2 separate regions of the Homo sapiens genome follow, and region 2 is linked to region 1. The links are chromatin contacts, found by Hi-C or POLR2A ChIA-PET in ENCODE. All regions are on one chromosome and are shown on one strand. The core of a region is the stretch at or near the end of the contact, and the rest is flanking DNA. Distances in the headings are between cores, read along the strand shown. Region 1 overlaps ENOX1 (ecto-NOX disulfide-thiol exchanger 1). Region 2 overlaps ENOX1 (ecto-NOX disulfide-thiol exchanger 1).

Region 1 (2,700 bases), core at 26-2,525:
ATTCTCTGAGAGTGGGGCCAAGAATCTGCATTTTAATGAGGTCCCTAGGTAATTTTCATTCATAGTAGAGTTACAGAAAGGCTAAGTCTTTTCTTCTATTCCTAAACTTTGGAGTATCCGTTTTTCATCAGAAATGCTTCTGGGATCTTTAAATTAATTGCCTGGGTTGTCTTAGGAACAAGTCAAATACTTATATAATATTTTCTACATCCTAGGTCTTGTTAATTGATTAAATTCTCACAACAACCTTACAAGGTAGATAATAGTATTACAATACTCATGTTATAGATAAGGAGACTTAGGCACAGAAAAGCTAAAGGGACTTCCCTCAAATTACACACAAGATGTGATCCTGGGCCATCTGGCTCCAGAGTCCATTTGTCAACCACTACACTATGCTAGTGCTACAGCTTCAAACAAAGAATCACAGTCACTGAAAAGTGCTGGAGAGCAACTGCTCGTGGAAATCTTTGCTCTGAGCTTCATGGAACAGATCAGAGTTCCTCCAGGATGTCCTGCTCCATACTCCAATGCCTTCACAGCTGTTCTCCCTGCTAACATGCCATGTATGCCCTCCTAATCTGACAAAACCTGGACACTTCCTGGATGTCCAGAGTGAGCCTGATGTCCCTCATTTTTGTTCCCAGGGCCTAGTGCACACAAGCCTCCTGGCACTAATTATACTAACCTATACCTGCAAATCTAAGCCTATTTTCCACAGGAAACTAGAACTTCCTAAGGGTAGATATTGAGCCTTATTTATTTTCTGCCCTAAGTATCTAGCAGTCAGCGGGAACTCCATAGATGCTTGTGGAATAAGTGAATGGTGGAATATACAGTAAAGAATGGTTATTCCCTTTATAACAGAATTTACCAAAAGTTTCTGAATCCCTGTGTTCATTGACATATCATTAATGTCTTGACAGAAAGCCTAAAGGACTGAAAGGTAAAGCCACTGCCAACTGGAGATCAATCCAGTATCAGATAAAACATCTTTGAAGTCATGATGTAAGTCAGTGGGAAAGCTTCTACGGGATCTAAAAATGTGAATTAGACACAGCTTTTCAAGGACACTCCTGTTGCACAAAAGGGAGTGTACACGTTAGAGAAGGTTTGCCTCAGTGCTATCAACATGTAAGCAGATGGGGACATGAAACAGCTTGTGAATTCAGTCCTTTTCTCTCCAGCTGGCAGAAGCAAGGATTTTGAGAACTCTGCTCTCCTGTCTACTGAAGGATCATGTTTCCCTGCTCTGCAATGACCATCAAAGCCATCTGGGAAAAACAAAATTCTTTTGCACAAGAACATAGGGAGCAACAGGGAAGAACAAAGCTGCAGTACTTTGGTTCTTTGGCTCCCGCTTCTGGAAAACTCTAGTTGGTATTTTATCTAGCTTGTTCTCTCAGTGGTGTAGTAAATCAAACAGGATAGTTGCAAAATGTTCTACAGTGTTGGGGAAGAAGAATTTCTTACATGCCTAGAAAGCCACCAGGGTTGTAAATTAAATTCCTCAAACAAAGCAGCCCCAAACACACAGAATATTAGCTTCCCCATTTTGTGTAGTTTTCTAAGCTCTTGAGATTGTGTACATGTTAAACACATTCACTGCCATTTTCTTCCTTGAAAAAGATTTTGAGTTTTCTGTCACATCAAAGAATGTATATCAAAGAAATACAAAATGGAATTTGTGATTAGTAGAAACAGAGCATATTAATTTTTCCTTCTAAACAATACCCTAAGATGAAAACAGGCTAAAGCCATTATGCTAATCCAGTGATGGAAGGCACAGATTACCACACAAATAAACAATGTGTGTTACAGAATACAGACTAGAGTGTGCCTCACAATTATATTTTATGGTGGAATATATGTTTACGGAGCTTTTGGCCTGGTCATTTAAGAAAAATGTCCTTAGGCTGGGTGTGGTGGCTGAAGCCTGTAATCCCAGCACTTTGGGAGGCCGAGGCGGGTGGATCACCTTGAGGTCAGGAGTTCAAGACCAGCCTGGCCAACATGGTGAAACCCGGTCTCTACTAAAAATACAAAAATTAGCTGGGCGTGGTGGTAGGTGCCTGTAACCCCAGCTATTTGGGAAGCTGAGGCAGAAGAATCACTTGAACCTAGCAGTTGGAGGTTGCAATGAGCCCAGATCGCGCCATTGCACTCCAGCCTGGGCAACAAGAGTGAAACCCTGTCTCATAAAAAATGCCCTTAAGTTTGTAGGTCTCTACAAGTTTCATGTGAAATATGGAGTTCTGTGAAAGCCATATCTCATGGAATAAATCCCAATCAATGTCTTTGACCAGAAGTTCAGGAGTGAGTGCCCTCTGCCTATGGTCACAGGTTTAATCAACTCCAGTATGGGCCAGTTATCTCTGCTACTATGGTCTGAATGTGTGTGTCTCCCCAAAATTCATATGTTGAAATCCTAACCTCCAAGGTGATGTTATTCAGTGGTGCGGGCCTTTGGGAGGTGACTACATCACTAGAATGGGATTAGTGCTCTTATGAAAGAAGCCCAAAAGAGAACCCTCATTCCTTCCACCATGCAAGGACACAACTAGAAGCTGCCATCTATGAACAACAAAGTTGGCCTTATCTAGACATTAAATCTGCTGGCACCTTGATCTTGAACTGTGGAAAATTCAGTTGTTCATAAGCCACATGGTTTATGGTATTTTGTTATAGCAGCCTGAACAG
Region 2 (2,700 bases), core at 80-2,579, 210 kb before region 1:
GTAAACACCACTCAGTGTCATACTGCAGCCCTGAATCTATTCCTCAGACAAGGCTGCCTGGAAGAGGCTATATTATGTTTCTTGGGCCAGAGCGCTAACAGAAAAAAAATCCTAATAATTTCTGACTTAATATAACTTCTCAGTATATTAAAAATTCAGAAATTGGAAAGGGAAACTTTTTATTTCTCTCTCTTCTCTTTCTTTCTTTCTGGAATACTGTACTAAATTAAAGAGTTTTGAAAAAATGTGTCATCAAGCTTCCATAATAAAATTTACCTTATGAGACTGCACAATGAATCCACTATCCAAATAAGTATAAGGATTAAAAAAAAAAAAAGTACAGTGTGCATCTTTCGGTAGGAATTCCTAAGGAGTGCACCGAGTGCCAATAAATGGAATATGTAAGAGACACCCCATGTGGATTACCAATTTCCGATAATAAAAAAAGAATAGAATTAGACACCTTAAATGTCAACCGGACTGAATGTGATTAAATATTTTGTTGGTGATTTTAAAGGCACTGCTGAATCTAGTGGTGCCTCTGGATTACCATCAATTAATTCACCAGCCACCCATTTATGTATTTATTAAGAAAACATGGTGAGGAGCTGTAGCATTCACAAGAAGCTTAAGGCCAGCACAGTCACCCATTTCTAGTTACTCAGTAATTTAGAAAAATTCTGAATACTGGAATTTTCTGATTGGATCAAAAATGAAATAATAAAATTGGAAAAATTTTGCTAGGCAAGATTGTTATACTTCAAAACTTAGCACTAGACTAAAAAATGACCAAAGTGACACTAATGTATGAAAATCAATCCAAAGGTTGAACGGCACTGCTGAAGAAAAGGCTTAAAGGTATTGCGGCATCTTGTTATATTCTTTACTAGATTCTATATAAACCATTATTCTTTATATTAATTATGGTCAAAGTGACCTCCTCTTCTGTCTCCTGTCTTACTGTGTTTCCATGGGAACAGATAATGCCATGCTTAACTTCTTTAAGTAAATAATCTGGAGAAAGCCTTGAAATCTCTTTTACCAGCCTGAGCCAGCCTCAGAAAAATAGTTAGCAATATATGAAAAATGTAAGTTGTTTTGGGTTATGTCCCAGTAAGCTGACAGTCTGTTAATATCTTTTTCATGCTCAGGCAAGATGTAACTAAATAATAAAACATTTTAACATATCGTTTCTAACAATATCTGTGTTTCTCCAGAACTCTTAGTCTTTGTGTGTTTGGGGAACTCTGTGTTTAACATTCCCCCTCCACTTTGCCAGATGTCCTCCTGAAATGCTGGAAGGACGCTGCTGAACTGTAGATTTCCTTCCCACATGCAAAGAAAGTCTTTTTCAAGAATTTCATTGGCTGCTACCCAGGAAGGCAGTTGTACCGATAGCCCCTGAACACAGGAGGGCAGAGGCAGGCTGGCCTGGCAAATGTCACCACAATATCTGTGTGCCTTCAACGGCTGCCTCCTCAGCCACGATCCTGCCTCCTGCTCCACTAGGAAAGGGAGCTGTAGTTATGGCCCAGTGACAGGGACTCTCTCCAGCTTCTATCTGCTTCTCTGCATTCTGAATCTTCTTGTGAGGTGCCTTGAGGCCTTTAGAAGCTATTCTGTGGCAGAGACATTATCACGCTGTGTACTCAAACTCATGCTTCTCTTTGTATAGAGCAGTGTTGCTCCTGAGAGGTGACTGCCCTAGAGGGTGCCATGTGAGCAGTCTCATCAATGGAGTGTGAGGGGGAGTGAGGATGCCTTCTGCACAGTCCCTCAGTCTCTGCCTGCTGCTGGAATAGGCTTGGGTCTCTGAGTCACCACATGGAGGAAAGGTGCCCACAGGCCCAGAATATCTGCCTTGGACTGTTGTGTGCCCAAAAAGTAACACTTTTTTTTTTGGTTAGGCCATCTTTATACAGCAGCTGGTGTTACTCTAACCCAGTGTTCTCCAAACATTGGCCTGCATTACAAGCTCCTGGCGGGCATATTAAAACACACTTTTCTGGGCCCTACCCTCAGTTTCCAGTTCAGTTTGTCTGGGAGGAAGCCCAAGAATTAGCATTCTTCCAAGTCCCCCAGGTGGTGCTGATGCTGCTGGTGCAGAGACCACACTTTGAGAGCCACTGCTCAGACCGCTGCTCATTCTATCCCGATTCCTAAACTGGGGTTGTGGTTGGCTTGTTTGGAGAAATGCTTCTGAAAGAACCACATGCTTGGCTTGTCATTCTGGTTTTATTCCTTGATCTCCTTTTGTATGAGCCCCGACTCCATGTTCTGCACCTGGGAAGGCAGCCCTGTTGCATCCCTGTGCCCAGGTCCCATGAGCTCAGCTTGCCCCGTGCCCTGGCTATCTCCTATGGAAGATTTGGGCAAAAGGCACAGTCACTATTCTGCTTTCTTCAAATAACAGTAGCAGTAATGGGAATAGCAACAGTGGTAGTGACAGCTAATGATTTTTATGTGCCAGGCACTGAGGTAAGCATATTCTTTACACAGTATCCTTTCACCATCATGAAAACATGATACAGTCAATATGATTATTATTTCTATTTTCCAGATGATGGAAGTGAGTTTATGGGAGACAGAGGTTGCTGGTTGGAGGTAAAAGGTGTGGCTCTAGGACTATATTCCTCCATGTAATGCCACCAGGCTAGCTTAGCTCCATGTAAGTGCCGCCCATCCCAGAGAAAGGAGTAA

The links. A loop is a pair of places that touch in the nucleus more often than their neighbours do. ChIA-PET counts read pairs that join two places held with the same protein, here RNA polymerase II (POLR2A). Pooled maps may share reads with other maps.
Region 2: a map of prostate gland shows a loop between it and region 1 (2.4-fold over the local background). The contact joins two enhancer-like sites. A Hi-C loop is called at or near these places in 5 of 168 maps with a recorded cell type or tissue (Caco-2, gastrocnemius medialis, heart left ventricle and 2 more) and 5 of 50 pooled maps. POLR2A ChIA-PET finds 5 or more read pairs at or near these places in 1 of 52 experiments (activated CD4-positive, alpha-beta T cell).

Annotation. Positions count from the first base shown.
Region 1 is chr13:43,515,301-43,518,000 of GRCh38, forward strand. The region is part of intron 2 of ENOX1 (ecto-NOX disulfide-thiol exchanger 1); the gene reads right to left. Among named protein-coding and RNA genes, the nearest start is that of ENOX1-AS2, 68 kb to the left of the region's middle. Within about 2 kb of position 1,276, at least 4 of the 41 ENCODE cell types and tissues checked have a DNase peak (open chromatin) inside an H3K27ac peak, as active enhancers do; they include prostate gland, where a contact is called at or near this core.
Region 2 is chr13:43,301,787-43,304,486 of GRCh38, forward strand. The region is part of intron 11 of ENOX1 (ecto-NOX disulfide-thiol exchanger 1); the gene reads right to left. Among named protein-coding and RNA genes, the nearest start is that of ENOX1-AS2, 150 kb to the right of the region's middle. RefSeq lists an enhancer at 1,491-1,720. Within about 2 kb of position 1,330, at least 10 of the 41 ENCODE cell types and tissues checked have a DNase peak (open chromatin) inside an H3K27ac peak, as active enhancers do; they include prostate gland, where a contact is called at or near this core.